Regions from separate parts of the Homo sapiens genome. Here region 2 is linked to region 1. A link is a loop called in an ENCODE intact Hi-C map of the cell type or tissue named here. Cell type or tissue: heart left ventricle. All regions are shown on one strand.

Region 1 (8,000 bases):
TGTCTGGAATAGAAATTAGTCAAACACAGGAGGAGACAAGGTAACATTAATAAGAACAAGCAGAAACAACCCAATATAGAAATAGACCTACAGGGGATACAAACATTAGAATTAGAATATGCATCCTTACCTTCAACCAAAGGCTTTGCATGCCTGTACATGGCATCCTGGAAAGACAGTCCACATAAAGTGATGGTGTGCCACATCACATAAAGTATAAGATGTGAATATAGTATCATTCCATCTACCTTAACCCTGCTGTCTCTTGTGCTATTGCAATCACTTATTTTGCTGTTGCAAACTTCTGTAGAGCGTTTATTTTATTTTTCTTTTTTCATTTTCCTCTTCTGCTTCTTATTTATTTATTTTTTAAGAGACAGGGTCTTGCGTTGTTGCCCAGGCTGGAGTGCAGTGGTGCAATCACAGTTCACTGCAGGCTCAAACTTCTGGCCTTAAGCAGTCCTCTTGCCTTAGCCTCCCGAGTAGCTGGCACCACAGGCACACTCCACTGCTCCTGGCTATTTTATTTTATTTTTGAAGAGATGGGGTCTTGTCCTTTTGTCCAAAGTGGTCTCGGATTCCTGGCCTCAAGTGATCTTCCTGCCTCAGTCCCCCAAAGTCCCGGGATTACAGGTGTGAGTCACTGTGCTCGTTCCTCTCCTTTCTTTCTGTCTTTTTAAACCTGTCTTTTCTTTCTTTCTCTTTCTTTCTTTCTTTCTTTCTTTCTTTCTTTCTTTCTTTCTTTCTTTCTTTCTTTCTTTCTTTCTTTCCTTCTTTCCTTCTTTCTTTCTTTCTTTCTTTTTTTTCTATCTCTTTCTTTCTTTCTTTCTTTTTCTTGCCTTCTTTACTCCTCCTCTCTTCCGAATATGTCAGTCTACTCTTCTTTATTTCCTAGAAAACATAGTCAGTCATGTCACCACAGCCATTGCCGTCTCAAGATTTTATTGGCCAGACAAGTTCCCAAGCGTTTCCATGAAATATCAGCTTTCAGATTATTTATCCCCAGAGAGATGGTTGCTTACTTATTTTAACTCTTCTTCAGTATATTTTCTGTCTGATTTTCTAAATCATGTTTTGATATTCCTAAATATGATTTTGCCATCCGTATTCATGGAGCACCTCCTTCTTGGGTATCACTTCAGTTAAAATCAATGGGGAGTTTCCCTTCCCATGTTTGTATCCTTGTTAAAAAGTATATTTTAAATAGATCATAATCACTTTATAATTTATAATTACAATCATCTTATAATTTGCACATGCCTTCCTTTGCTTTGACTTGACAAGTACATTACGAATAATATTATGAATAATGAAGCCATGAACATTCATGTACAAATATTTGTGTGGATGAATGTTTTTATTTTTTTGGGATAGATTCCCAGGAGTGAAATTTCTGGCTCATACAGTAAGTTTATATTTAACTTTTCAGAGAAACTACCAAACTGTTTTCCAAAGTGACTGCACCAATTTGCATTCTCATCAGCAATGTGCGATGTTTCTAGTTGCCCCATATCCTCACCAACACTTGTTATTGTATATCTTTTTAAAAAAGTTACATATGTTTCTTTTTTATATTTTAAATTGTTACAGATGCCAGTCTTTTTCAGGGTTACACTTTAAAAGGAACTATGATGTCAGTTTCTTCTATAGCAAGGGAAATCTAAACAATGATTTCCCTATGTAATGCATTTTTTTTTTTTTTGAGATGGAGTTTTGTTCTTGTTGCTCAGGCTGGAGTGCAATGGCACAATCTCGGCTCACTGCAACCTCTGCCTCCCAGGTTCAAGTGATTCTCTTGCCTCAGTCTCCTGAGTAGCTGGGATTACAGGCACCTGCCACCATGCCCAACTAATTTTTTGTATTTTTAGTAGATACGGGATTTCACCATGTTGGTCAGGCTGGTCTCAAACTCTTGATCTCAGGTGATCCACTTGCCTTGGCCTCCTAAAGTGCTGGGATTACAGGAATGAACCACCGTGCCTGGCCCGTAATGCATTGTTATCTCAGGTTCTAGTAACTTTCATGAATGCTTATTTCCCTTAAAATATAAAGGAAAATTAAATATTTATTTTCCATCCTCTACCCAATGCTTGGAAAATAATTTGAACTCAGAGCCAAGTAAACGTTGGCTTTGTTCTTTGAGCCTTGTGGTTGTGTGTGCCACTGGGCTTTTGGAGATGATGAAAGTATCATGGAACCATCAGCCAAGTCCTTGCAATCCCTTGCTCTTGAAGCTCACCAAGTCATTTTGCACATAGGGGCTGAGCAAGGCTGTTCTCTGTGTTAATTTTTCAGGGGGTTCTTCACTGAGTAGTTTGCTCTGGGACCTTTATTCCCAGCTTTAGAGCTACTTTCAGGGACATCTGACTGCCCCAAACAGTAAACAACTGGACCAGTTCCTAGAAGGCTGGTCTCCATGCAGAGACGTGGGTGTCCACTGGTTCACCAACCTGGCTATTCCCAGCTCCCACGGGCTCTTCTGCTTCTGCTCAGCACCCTTTGGCCTGCTTGGTCATAGTGTCCTTGAAAACACTGAATTTTTCCACTGTGCAGAATGGAATTTTTCATTTTGTGTTGTTCCTCTTCACTGACTATTTTGCCACCTGACTGGAAGAATTAGACATGAAGGAAAAGAACTCCCCTCGTCAGATGACTTTCCCTGTCACTGTGTCTTGCTGAGCTGTATCTCCAGGACACATGGGTGTCTCATCGCGGTCTGCACGGCGCAGGGTGGAGCAGTCATGAATAGGCATGTTTGACTTTATGAGCTGATGCTTATTTCAGCAAAGTCGTTGCAGAGACCAGGCAGACAGACATAAATGAGGCAAGAGGCTTTTAAATGCAGGTGCTGAATCTGAGTTGCTGCATGAGCACCTTTCCCGAGTGTAATAGGGTGGCCTGAAGAAACAGCACATTCTCCTCCATGAGCTCCTGCAGAGCCTTTTCTTTTTAAAAAAAAAATACAGCTCACAGGCCAGGTGCAGTGGCTCACGCCTATAATCCCTGCACCTTGGGAAGCTGAGGCGGGCGGATCACTTGAGGCCAGGAGTTTGAGACCAGCCTGGCCAAGATGGCAAAACCTTGTCTCTACTAAAAGCAGAAAAATTAGCTGGGTGTGGGGTGGTGCATGCCTGTAGTCCCAGCTACTCAGGAGGCTGAGGCAGGAGACTCACTTGAACCTAGGAGGTGGAGGCTGCGGTGAGCCGAGATCATGCCATTGCCCTCCAGCCTGGGTGACAGAGTGAAACCCTGTCTCCTCACAAAAAATAATGAATAAAAAAATACACAGCTCACATATCATTACCATCCATTTCAAAAAACCAATCCACTTAAACTGTCCAAGTGGATTTCTAAAATAATTAAATATTTATGTAGGTATTTTTACTTCTTTCTGTTGTGAAATATGCTACCTATTCAGAAAAGCTCAGAAAACATATGAGTTATGGCTTAGTTAATTGTTATAAACCAAACCTTCATATAAACACCACTCAGTTCAGGAAATTGCATGTGGCCAGCCTCGAGAGCTCTCCTGCTCTCTGGTGCCCCCTGCCTGTCGAGCTCCTCATCCCCCTCCAGCTGCTCAGCTGGGAACGGTCATCCCCTCCCACTTCCCTTATTACCCTACCCTCTCAGCACCATCTCTAAACACTACTATTTAGTTTTGCCCATTTTGCTGTCTTCATAGTCTCTTTCGATACATACAACTTTTCATTTCAATGTAGTATTTATGAGAAATATTTATTTCTCAGTATTTTCTTTGATGGTTAGAATTTTTTACATCCAGATTAAGAAGTCTTTGCCGAGTCTCAAAGACATTCTACATTACTTTCTAAAAGTAACCCAAAGCTCTAGGGTTTTGCCTTTTACAAATAGATTCTCAGTGTACCTGGAATTGTGGGAGGCAGTGGCCAAGGGTCATATCTGATCTCAGTGTTTCCACAGGACTCCTTGGAAAGACCCCACCACTTTGTGGGACCACCTTCCTCGGAAATCAACTATCATATTTTTGTGATATCATTCTGGGTGTTCTAGTCTGTTCCATTGGCTGATTTTCTTTTTTATCCTTGAGCCAATATCACATTGGATTAATTCTTGAGCGTATATCATAAATTGATGTCCACTAGAACAAGTCCTCCAACCTTGTTGAATGTCCTGGCTCTTCCATTTTCATGTATTTTAGAATCAGCTTGTCAAGTTTCACACACACACATGACACACACACACACATAATGGAAATTTAACTGGAATCACACCGAATTTATGAATGAACTTCTAGAGAATTGACATGTTTATAACATTGAAGTTTTTCATCCGTAGACATGGTATAGCTCTTCATTTATTTAGGTCTTTTGAAAATTTCTTAATGTTGTTTTATGTTTTGCTGTATAGACTCTTGCACATCTTTCATCAAGTTTATTCCCAAGCATTTGATATTTTTGGTATAATCATAAATGATATATTTTAAAATAATTCTCTCTTTGTTGCTAGTATGAAGATGTATAACTGATTTCTGAATTTTGATGTTTATCTGGGAAACTTGCTACACGTACTTTCAAATTCTAACAATTTTCCCATCGACCCTCTTGGATTTTCATCCTAGGCAATCGTACTACTCACGTTACTGATTGTTTCATTTCTTCTTTTCCAATCCTTGCACCCTTTATTCCTTTTCTTGCCATTCTCTGGCTATGGGCTTCTGCACAGTGCTGATCACCAGTGCCAAGAGTGGCATCCGTCTTCCTCCCAATCCCAGAAGAAAGGATTTCAACATTTTACCATTAAATACACATTTATGATTACCCTTTATCAGTTAAAGGAACTGTCCTACTTCCACTTTTCTACGATTTCTAAAAAAAAAAAAAAACATGATGCAAACTGAAGAGAATCACAAGGTTCATCAATTTGGAAAGGAGAGCTTTATTTCTCATAAAGGGTTGCAGCCCGTAGATCGGCCATCCTGCAGGCTGGGAAGCACAGCCTTCACACCGAGAGCAAGTGCTTGGAGGGAGGGAAGAGTAAGTCAGGAATTCATGCTGAACCGGCTGGCTAAGTATGCATATTCAGCACGCTATGGGAGGAGTCACGAATATTCATGAAAGGTAAAAATACACAGTTGAGCTTCACACCTCTTCACTGGTCACATATTTAAAATGGGCAGTGTTAGCACCATCCAAGGATGGAGTTTTAGGTTCTCTGATGTCTAAAGGTGAAATGGAGAACAAAAAAACTCTCACTGAGAGTTCTCCGTAAATTGACCCAAATTAGTCAAGAGATGGTGGTCAGTTTTCAGAAAGGGATGTTTGTCAGCTGTGTCGAACGCACAAAAGCAAGAGATCATTTGATTGAGGCCTGAGGTGATTGGCTAATGATTGTCTGTTTCTTGTTTTCCAGAGCTGGTTTCTGCTTATTCCTTAGGAAATAATTCTGGTTAAAGATTAATAAGGAAGGGGGCATACTCAGGTGGGTCTGACCTCTCATCCCGTCATGGCCGGAAACTCAGTTTTTTTTTTTTTTTTTGAGATGGAGTCTTGCTCTGTCGCCCAGGCTGGAGTGCAGTGGTGTGATCTCGGCTCACTGCAAGCTCTGTCTCCCGGGTTCATGCCATTCTCCTGCCTCAGCCTCCGGAGTAGCTGGGACTACAGGTCCCACCACCACGCCCAGCTGATTTTTTGTATTTTTAGTAGAGACAGAGTTTCACCATGTTAGCCAGGATGGTCTCAATCTCCTGACCTCGCGATCCACCGGCCTCGGCCTCCCAAAGTGCTGGGATTACAGGTGTGAGCCACCGCACCCGGCCCTCAGCTTTTACACACACACACACACACACACACACACACACACACACCCCATTCCCCCCACCCCCCACCCCACGCACACACAGGAAATTTGACTGGAATCACATTGAATTTACAGATCAACTTCTAGATAATTGACATCTTTATAACACTGAAGTTTTTAACCCTGGGGTCCCCTTGGCCAAGAAAGGGTCCATTCACTCAGTTGTGGGGCTTAGGATTTTATTTTTATTTCTCAATGAATAGCTGGAACTTTATCAAATACTTTTCTGCCTTTATTAAAATGATTTTATATAATTAAAAATTATTTATCTGTTTAATATGGCAATATACTTTGATTTTTCAATATTCAACCAACTTTGCATTCTTGGAATAAGTTCAATTTAGTTATGATCTGTTATCCCTGTTTTATAAATTGCTGGATTCAGGTTGCTAATATGTTATTGGGGATTTTATGCCTTTGTTTGTAAGAGAGATCAGCCTGCAATTTTCCTTTCTCTTCACATTCTTGTTGGGTTCAGGGATTACAATCATGCAGGCCATATGAATTGAGTGGGAACTGTTTCCTCTATTACCACTTTCTGGAAGAATTTATCTCTTAAGGAGTAATCTTTGTGGGAGGGTTTTGAATTATATATTTCATTTCTTTATCAGGTAAAGGGCTATTCATGTATTCTATTTGTGTGTGTGGGTCAGTTTTGGTAGATTTTGTTTCTCCTAGGACTGTGTCTTTTTTTTTTTTTTTTTGAGACAGAATCTTGCTCTGTCACCCAGGCTGGAGTGCAGTGGCGTGATCGCCACTCACTGCAACTTTTGCCTTTGGGGTTCAAGCAATTCTCTGCCTCAGCCTCCTGAGTAGCTGGGATTACAGGCACTTGCCACCATGCCCAGCTAATTTCTTTTTTTTGTATTTTTAGAAGAGATAGGGTTTCACCGTGTTGACCAGGCTGGTCTTGAACTCCTGACCTTGTGATCCACCCTCCTCAGCCTCCCAAAGTGCTGGGATTACAGGCATGAGCCACTGTGCCCAGCAGGATTGTGTCTTTTATCTCTGACTTCAAATTCAGGGGAATAAAGCTGTTTGAAAGATCTTTTTATCAACTTCTCACTGGTTGTGGGCCGGAGAACGCTCTGCCAGGCGGTCTTCTCCGTGGACAGTTCACTGCACAGCTTGTTCTGCAAGGCCACCTGGAGGAGCTTCCTGATGATGTGAGCCGGAGGGAGCCTTCTACATCCCGCTCCTAATCTCAGAGGGACAGCCCGTCCCCTCTGCATTGCTTTATCAGTTACAAGTGAGCCTCAGGTCCTGCTGACATGGAAGGGAAGGGAATGACACAAGGTGTGGGCCACTGGGGGTCACTGCCATGAGTCCAGGGAACAGTCAGGACCCTGCCACCTCAGGACTTTGTGTCACTGCAACGGGATGTATGTAACCTGTGCAATCTTTTAGGAAATGTATTCTGGAAATGTATTCCCCCCGGGTGCTCTTCGATGTGCACTAAAGCCATGGCCTTAGTGCAGATGTTCTCAGCTGGGGTGATCTGGAAAGGGGGCAGGTAGAGTGGGCAGGGGGTGGGATCAGGCCAGGGTCTGTCCCCTGCTGGCTGTGTGAGTTCCTCCCGTAGGGCAAAGGTGACGGGCTGTCCCTCTGAGATGAGGGTGCAGGCTGTAGAAGGATCTCTCTGTCTTGCACCAGAAGGGGCCCCAGCCCTGTCTCTTCTCTCTCCTAGGTTAATATGCTAATATGCCCAGGTGAGCTGGGAACCTGGATGACTATAGTCAAGGCCTGCTCCCAGATGAGGAGCGGAAATGTCCTTGTCAGCAGGCATTAACCTGCACGCAGATGCACAGTGATGTGTAGAGCTGTTTTCCTCATTCCCTATTCTGAGGGCTTTTGAAACGCGTAATTACAGTATTTAATAGTAACTCTTAACTCTTTTTCATCTTGAGGACGCCTTCAAACATTAACAAACTAAAGTGGTTTTCTTTGTTCATCTCTACAGGTGTGACAGGGCTGCAGCTGCCCCCAGGCCCGCCCCACCACCATCTCCTTCCCTCCCAGGGAGCCCAGGCAGCCTCCATCTCCTTCTTTGCACTGCCCTGTGCTGTCTTGCAGCCACCCTTTCAGCCCTGTGTCCTTCCTGCAGCCCCTACCCTGCTGTCCACTTCTCCGGAAGCCCTCTTCACCCTAGCCTTGGGACCTGC
Region 2 (8,000 bases), 180 kb before region 1:
GCGGGGGGGAGGGGCACAAGTAAGTTCTGGTCAGCAGGTCACCTCCCGGCCTTCCTTGCTCGTGAAGTCTGTTGGCCCTCCAGGGGCTGCTGGCCATGTTGGGACAGGCTCAACTCCCTGTTCTTACTGAAGGAAAAACAAGCACATCCATTTTGATCTGCTTCGCACACTGGCTTCCACTCAAATGCAGAAAGGGCTGAGGGGGGCCACAGTCCCACTAAGCTCCAGCCCCAGAGCGTACAGACCCTGGAGTTGAGCTGGGAGGGCCAGGCCAGGCCCTGGAGGGCAGGTGAGGGGGTGCAGGTGCTCCTTCTGTCTCTGAAGCTCCTGCTTGTGGTGGGGCTGGGGAGGCCGGCCAGCCTACTCTGCTGCTTCTGTCTCCCTCAGGCACAGCCTGCATCAGGCCAGGCACCCCAGCAGCGTGGACTGGGGTGACACCCACCTGCTGCCTAGCGACCCGGCTCCCTGACCAGCACCTGCCCTTCCTCGAGGCCCACCAAGGCCCCCAAATGGGCCATGGGCCACCTAGACCAGTGCCGGCCATGGCCTCTGCTTGACCATGACACCTCGTAAGAATTGGTCTTTAGAAGTTAGATTTGCCCTAGATGTCCATCAACCTCACAATGACAAAATGAAGTGTGGCTTCATGGAGAATGCTTAGTAGTGAAAAGGAAGGAGTTCAGAACACTGAGCAGGTAAAACAAATTCCAGAGCCAAAAGAGTCCAAAGTACCTGCACACACAAAAACTGGCCTTGTTCTCAGGTGTAGGGGCAGAGGTGCATCCAGTTACAGGTATTAAATGGTGTGGGTGGACCCACGCTCCCCTCCCTGGGCAGGACAGTAGTGGCCAGAGAGCTTTCCATTTCTGTGGCACATGCTGGACTTTTGAAAAGAAGAGATCGCCAGTTTAATGAAGCTGACTTTAGTAATGCATTTTCCCTGCTTTACTGACTGTGGCATCTGCTCATCTTTGTCCGGTCTCTTGGTCAACAATTCCCCACTGTCCAGGATCACCAGAGAATGCTCCTCCCAAGGACTTGACCAAGCTCAGACCCTTTAGCTGGGCAGTCCTAGGAATGAGTCCCGAGGCAAGGATGGGCCCAGTGAAGCCCTGTTTCTATCAGTGAGGAGTTGGGAAATGTCCAAGAAGGGGGCCACAAGTCACTCATTCGAAGTGCCATCGAAGAATATTCAGCAACACAGAAAAATAAGTGAAACAATATCTAGGAATGTGTGCATATATGTACACACCCATGTATACATGTGTGAACGTAGATAGTCATGGCCCAAAAATGGCTGGGATGCTGGTGGTAACTACCTCTGGATGGTTAAATTTGGGATTGTTTAAATTTTTTCTTTATACTTCCCTGGAGTTTCCAAACTTATAACAAACAAGCATTGCTTTTATAATAATAATTTTTTATAAAAGTGTTACTTTGAAGGAAACATTCTGTAAACTCAAGGAAATTCAGAAGGTGCTCCAAAACTGTTTTGCCTGGCGGCCCATCTGGCCCTGGCCTGGTGGACAAGCCCTTGTGAACAGGTTTGGTTTTTGTGCAGAATTTAAAAAAAAACAAAACTTAACACTCTATAATTTGTTTTTTCCCACTCAAAATGTTTTGGACTCTGGCCACAGATAATTCCATGTATCTATCTACAAATATAAGTACATATTACATAGATGTACAAACATATGTCTCTATGTACATCTAGGTGCCCATCAACTGGGGAATAGATATTCCCTTTCCCAGCTGATGGGCATCCAGGTAAAATCTCATTTTAAGAAACAGATTTTTTTGAGCTGTTATGATCAAGTAACACTTTTCTTTGAACAGACAGTGAAGTGAGTTCTATAAAAGCCCGGTCTCCTCCCTCATGTGACCTGCACCAAGAACCACCCAGGGGACTGGAGTCACTGAGTCACAGGAGCCTCTGGAAGGTTCTCATGACCAAGCCCTTGAGACTAAGAATCTGGGTGGCCTAAGCTGGATTGGATTAATCACCCAACGCCCCATCATGGGACCACTGACTGCAAAACCCTCAAAGCTCTACACTCTTGGGGTGTGAGCAGAAACAGACACGTGCTTACCACTGCTAACAGGCATCAGTAAATACTATTTAAATACATGCTTGATCATCATAAGACATTAAAGATGTTAAAGAAGTACTTACGTTCCATGTATTCGTTTTTAAACTATCCATCTCTTTCTGAATGCATGAGAGAGAGGGAAAGTGAGAGTTACCATCAGTGTGCAGGGCCACCCCATCAGCACCGCACCCTCAGCGGGACAGGGCAGCAGGTGCAAACCCACGTATGTCCCACGGAGGACTGCTGGGGAGCTCCTGGAATCCTAGGCCCCCAGTGGGGAGCTGTCTTCCATCTCCCAGCAGGGCCTCCTGAAAACACCACTGTTTTCTTGCTTGGGCCAGTGCTCCAAGCTCCCTAACCATCCAACCCTGTTACCTCAAGAGAGCGGCCAGGCTGGGGTGCTACTCCCAGATCACCCCCTTGGCCTCTGTGGGGTGGGGACAAGAGGCTGGTCTGATGCTGTGGGGCTCAGCAGCCACCAACCTGGATGTGCCTTGGCTCTTCCCAGTGGCGAGCCAGGTGACACTGGTCGCGCCCTCAAAGAAGGGAAGTTGTTGTGGCTTACAAGGATCTAGGGTAGAGGTCCTGAGGACAGATATTTCCCCCTGGCCCTTCCTGTCACTGCAACTAGCTTAAGTTGAAGGCAAATTAACTGCTGTGGCAGATGCCGTAGGTAATGATCTTTCTCCTACAGCTAGGACTGTCGTGAGAAGACTGATCACCTTGGTATAAGCAAGGGCCAGGTTTATTCACCAGGGCTGGGTTTATTACATCAACTCAGGAGTCTGGGGAGGCTGTTGGCAGCCTGGGCTCCAGCACTCAGCCTGTCACTGGGGCACCTCCCACCTGCTCACTCCCACCCCAAGCCTCTAACGGAGCCAGCTGGTGCCAGGACCACCATGGCTTCAGAGCTTCGTGGATGTGATTACAAAATATGGAGCTGATTCTACTCTGCGACAAACCAGGTGCCCTCTGGGCAGTGGCCTCGCCCTGAGGAAGGCCTGGAGGGGTGGTGAGACATCCACCCAGTGACTGAGTTGCTCGGGCCCATCCTGGAAAGTGCCCCCACTGCCATCTCCTGCAGCACTCCTCTGTGTCCTCCCGGCATCCCCATGCATGTGGCCCACTCTGACCTCAGGGCTGGCTGCCTCGGGGCCAGCCCATCTCCCAAACTCACATCCAGGTGGCCTTCCTGCAACTAATGGGGCAGCGGGCACATCCCCAGAGGGGCCATTCTCTGCACACAGTGCTGGCCGCTGGCCATCATGTCTTCCATGATGGGACTCCTGGCTTGTCCCTGCCTGTACCCGCTGCCCGGGCCTCACCCGGACACCTGCTCCCAGCCTCTTTTCCCGAGGATCCCACTGCTTCCCTGGCCCATCTCTGTGCTCTCTCCTTGGGGCACGGTCTTTTCTAATCCTGGCCATGGCCCCTCCTCCCTCCCAGACTCTGGGGACCCTTCTGGGGACAAGGACAGTGCAGCTGGGGGTATGCCCTGAGGCCTTGTTGGTCATCCTTTCTGTCCTCTGTTGAAGTCACAGAGTAGCCAGGGGCCCCAAGAGGAGGGAGGAGAGAGTGAGACCCCTGCCACATAGGTAGCAATTCTGACAGCTCCCTTCTCTGAGTCCTCATCTCCCTGACAGTCACCAGGCCGACGCAGCCTAACGTTTCACTCTGGTATGCTCTAGACCACTCAGGGCACTGGACCAGCCCCAGCGCTTCTGGAATGCACCTGTTCATGCCTGCCACTTACTGGCCAAGCCGCCTTATCAATGTGGGCAGGAATCCTGAACCTCTTCTCTGCAAAGGGACCTGAGAAAGTACCACTGAGGCATCTGTAGGCATCGCCTGGCTCCATGGGGGGCCTGTGGGAAGGCACCACTGAGGCACCGAGGGCATTTCCAGACCCCAGGTAACCAGACAGCTGTGTTGTAAAGGCACGTGGAATTATCCCAGATAACAGAAGAGACATGGATAGTTTCTGGTGAAGCTGCCTCATCTAACATGCGAAGGACCTCAGAGCACAGGGAGTTGATAGCACCACCTTGTCCTGTCCAGCAAGGGTGGCCCAACACACAAGGTCAACTAATTCCCACGACGGCCGTGGCCTTTCAAGAGTCTGAAACAAAGGGAAATGTCACAGAGCAGCTGGAACACACACATGCGTGCCAACAGGCCACTGTGGCTGCTAGGAACGGGGGCCCTCTCCAGAGCCCTGGGCCCCTCAAAGAGGACCAAGGGCGCCTTCTGCTGCTGCCCTCTGATCCCAGTGGTTCCAAGGGCTCTGATTTCTAACACTGTAGTTAAAACATAAAAGGCCATCCCAAATCCAAATATCTAAATGCTGCCTAAAGTATGGGGGAACCATTATTAGCTTTGAAAATGACACGGGTCTAAACTTGACATGGAAGATAGTCCTGGCAGAGGTGAAGGCAGGGCCCTGACAGGGTAAAGACTGCACTTTGGTTAAAAAATTATATCGATCTGTTTCTGTGTGTGCACACTAATGTACAAGTGCATGATTTGTATCTGCATGTAGACACAACCCATCGCCATTCATCGCTATTGATCCTTACGTTTGTATGCCAGATGCGCTATGTGCTGGCACACGGGTGGTGGGGTTATTTTTTCACCCATCTGTATTCTGAGTGATCCATGAGGAACTTGGGTTCATCAGTTCAGACGAGCAGAGCTCGGCTGCATGCTAACTTTACTTCACCAGCTCCAGACGGCTTTCCTCCCCTTGTCAATACACATGCTGCTCCACTTGCCACGGGGCTGCATCCCAATAAACCCACTGTGAGTTGAAACGATCCTAAGTCAACAATGTGTGTGTGTGTGTGTATGGTTGTGTATGTGTGGATGTGATTGGTGTGGTGTGGGTAGCGTGCATGTGTCTATGTGGTGTGTATGTGCTTTGGTGTGTGCAGTATGTGTGGTGGTGTGTGTGTAACAGTGGTATGATTGGTGTGTGTGTGATGTGTGTTGTATGCTGTGCTGTGTGTGGTGCATGTGTGAGTGGTTGTGTTTGGTATGGTGTGTATGGGGGTGGTTTTAGGTGTGTGTACAGTGTGTGTGTGTGGTGTGTGTTGGTATGTGTGCACATGTGCAGTGAGTATGCATGGTCTGTGTGTATGGTGTTTGATGTGTGTGTGGTGTGTGTGATTTGGTGTATGTGATGTTTTGTGCTGTGCATTTATTGTGTGCATGCACATGGTGTGTGTGTTGTGTGGTGGACATGATTGTGTTTGTGATGTGTGTGCGTGTTATGTCGTGTGTGTGTGTTGTGGTACATGTGTCGTGTGGTGTATATTGTGGTGTATCTGTACGTATGTGGTGTATCTGATATATGCGTGGCGTGTGGTGTGTGTGGTGTGTTTGTGGTGTGTGGCTGGTGTGTGGTGTGTGGTATGTAGGTGTGTGTCTGGTTTGTGTGTGTGGTGTGTATGAAGGAGGTATGGTGTGTGTGTGATGCTGGCATGTGGTGTGTGTGGCATGTGGTGTGAGGGGGTGTGGTGCTGGTGTGTGGTATGTCTGCTGTGTGGTCTGTGTAGTGTGTGTGGTATGTGTGTCTGGGATGTGTGTGGGGGGGTACAGTGCATGGCATGTGTGCGGTATACGTCATGCTCATGTGTGGTGTGTGTGTCTGGTGTGTGGTATGTGGCTAGCATAGTCTATGTAGTTTGTGGGGTGTGGTGTGTGTGTGGGGTGTGGTTGTGAGGGGTGTGATGTGTGTGTGGGGTGGGGTGTATGTGTGGGGTGTGGCATGTGTGTGGGTGTGGTGTGTGTCTGGGGTGCGGTGTGTCGGGCGTGTGTGTGTGGGATGTGGCGTGTGGGGTGTGTGTCTGGGATGTGTGGCATGTGACTGGGATGGTGTGTGTTGGGGGGGTGTTGTGTGTCTGGGGTATGGTGTGTATCTGGGGTAGGGTGTGTATCTGGGGTGAGCTGTGTCAGGGGTATGTCGGGGTGTGGGGTGTGTGGTATCTGGGGTGGGGTGTGGTGTGTGTCAGGGGTATGTGTATGTCTGGGGTGTGGGGTGTGTGTTATGTCTGGGGTGTATAAGGTGTGTGTGGGGGGGTGTGGTGTGTATGTCTGGGGTGTGGGGTGTGTGTTATGTCTGGGGTGTATAAGGTGTGTGTGGGGGGGGTGTGGTGTGTATCTGGGGTGTGGTGTGTGGGGTGTGGTGTGTGTCTGGGGTAGGGTGCGTATGTGGGGTGGGCTGTGGCATGTGTGTGGGGTGTGGTGTGTGACGGTGTGTGTGTCTGGGGTGTGGTGTGTGTGGGGTTGGTGTGTGTCTGGAGTGTGGTGTGTGTTGGGGTGTGTGTGTCTGGGGTGTGGCATGTGTGTCTGGGGTGTGGTGTGTGTCTGGGGTGTGGTGTGTGTCTGGGGTGTGTGTGTGGGGTGTGGTGTGTGTCTGGGGTGTGTGTGTGGGGTGTGATGTGTGTGGGATGTGTCTGGGGTGTAGTGTGTGTGTGTCTGGGGTGTGGTGTGTGTGTGGGGGTGTGTTTGGGGTGTGGTGTGTGGGGGGGGGTGTGTGTCTGGGGTGTGGTGTGTGTCTGGGGTGTGGTGTGTGTCGGGTGTGTGTGTGGGGTGTGATGTGTGTGGGATGTGTCTGGGGTGTGGTGTGTGTCTGGGGTGTGTGTGTGGGGTGTGATGTGTGTGGGATGTGTCTGGGGTGTGGTGTGTGTCTGGGGTGTGGTGTGTGTCGGGTGTGGTGTGTGTGTGGGGGGTGTGGTGTGTGTCGGGGTGTGTTTGGGGTGTGTGTGTGGGGGGTGTGTGTGTCTGGGGTGTGGTGTGTGTTGGGGGTGTGGTGTCTGAGGTGTGTGTGGGGGGGTGTGATGTGTGTGGTGTCTGGGGTGTGGTATGTGTGTGGTGTGTGGGGTGTGGTGTGTGTGGGGTGTGGTGTGTGTGGGGTGTGGTGTGTGTGGGGTGTGGTGTGTGTCTGGGGTGTGGTGTGTGTCTGGGGTGTGGTGTGTGTCTGGGGTGTGGTGTGTGTTGGGGTGTGTGTGTCGGGTGTGGTGTGTTGGGGGCGTGGTGTGTGTCGGGTGTGTGTGTGGGGGGTGTGATGGGTGTGGTGTGTGGGGTGTGTGTGTTGGGGGGCGTGGTGTGTGTCGGGTGTGTGTGTGGGGGGTGTGATGGGTGTGGTGTGTGTGGGGGGTGTGGTGTGTGTCTGGGGGGTGTGGTGTGTGTCTGGGGTGTGGTGTGTCTGGGCTGTGGTGGGTGTGTGGGGTGTGGTGTGTGTCGGGGGTGTGTATGGGGTGTGGTGTGGGTCGGGGGTGTGGTGTCTGAGGTGTGTGTGGGGGGGTGTGGTGTGGTGTGTGTCTGGGATGTGGTGTCTGGGGTGTGGTGTGTCGGGGGTGTGTGTGTGTCTGGGGTGTGGTGTGTGTGTCCCTGCCCGTCCTTCACGGCTGGTACCAGGGTGACTGACTATAGTAAATGTGCATTGCTAGCCGCATGACAAAGCTTAGACAGCAGTCCATCCCAGGGCCAACGCGGTGCAGGATGGCTGTGCAACAGCTCTGAACACTCTCAAGGCCGCTGTCCCTCCTGTGCGGCCACAGTGCACACTGAGGCAGTCGGCCACTCCCAGCTGCTCCAGGCCCTGCCGATGCACTCAGTCCCCCAGGACTCAGGATCATAGGGCTAGCGGCTCCCAGGGCACGGGCCCCAAGGCAGTGCAGTCCTGACCTGCCCACCCCTCTTGTCACTGAGCCCAGGGTACCATGCTTGGGGTGACACCATGTGCTGTCTCACCTGGGCACTGCAAAGGCATAGTTCCCACTATGACACCCCTAGGGTGTCCCAGGGCCTTCTCAGGACCGTCCCATCCTGCCCCAGGGACAAGGCTGGCCTGTGCCAGGGCCATCAGTGGATCTTTCCGTATCATCTTCCACTGATAATTCCACTTCC

The links. Peaks named below come from ENCODE experiments on the same cell type or tissue, not always from the same donor. Only the 100,000 strongest peaks of a DNase experiment are listed, where the experiment ranks them.
Region 2: it touches region 1 in a loop (2.7-fold over the local background); 25 of 110 quality-filtered maps call a loop at or near these places.

What each region holds. Positions count from the first base shown.
Region 1 is chr9:89,545,681-89,553,680 of GRCh38, forward strand. LOC124902207 (a long non-coding RNA gene) reads left to right here and starts at 7,686. Exons shown (of 2, transcript XR_007061655.1): 1 at 7,686-8,000. RefSeq lists enhancers at 4,243-4,412, 7,378-7,979. In heart left ventricle, a CTCF peak has its summit at 3,556; a DNase peak (open chromatin) is centred at 3,561.
Region 2 is chr9:89,364,950-89,372,949 of GRCh38, forward strand. It overlaps a transcript of SECISBP2 not described here and a transcript of SEMA4D not described here. Among named protein-coding and RNA genes, the nearest start is that of SECISBP2, 50 kb to the left of the region's middle. In heart left ventricle, no CTCF peak of the experiment used is centred here; a DNase peak (open chromatin) is centred at 3,322.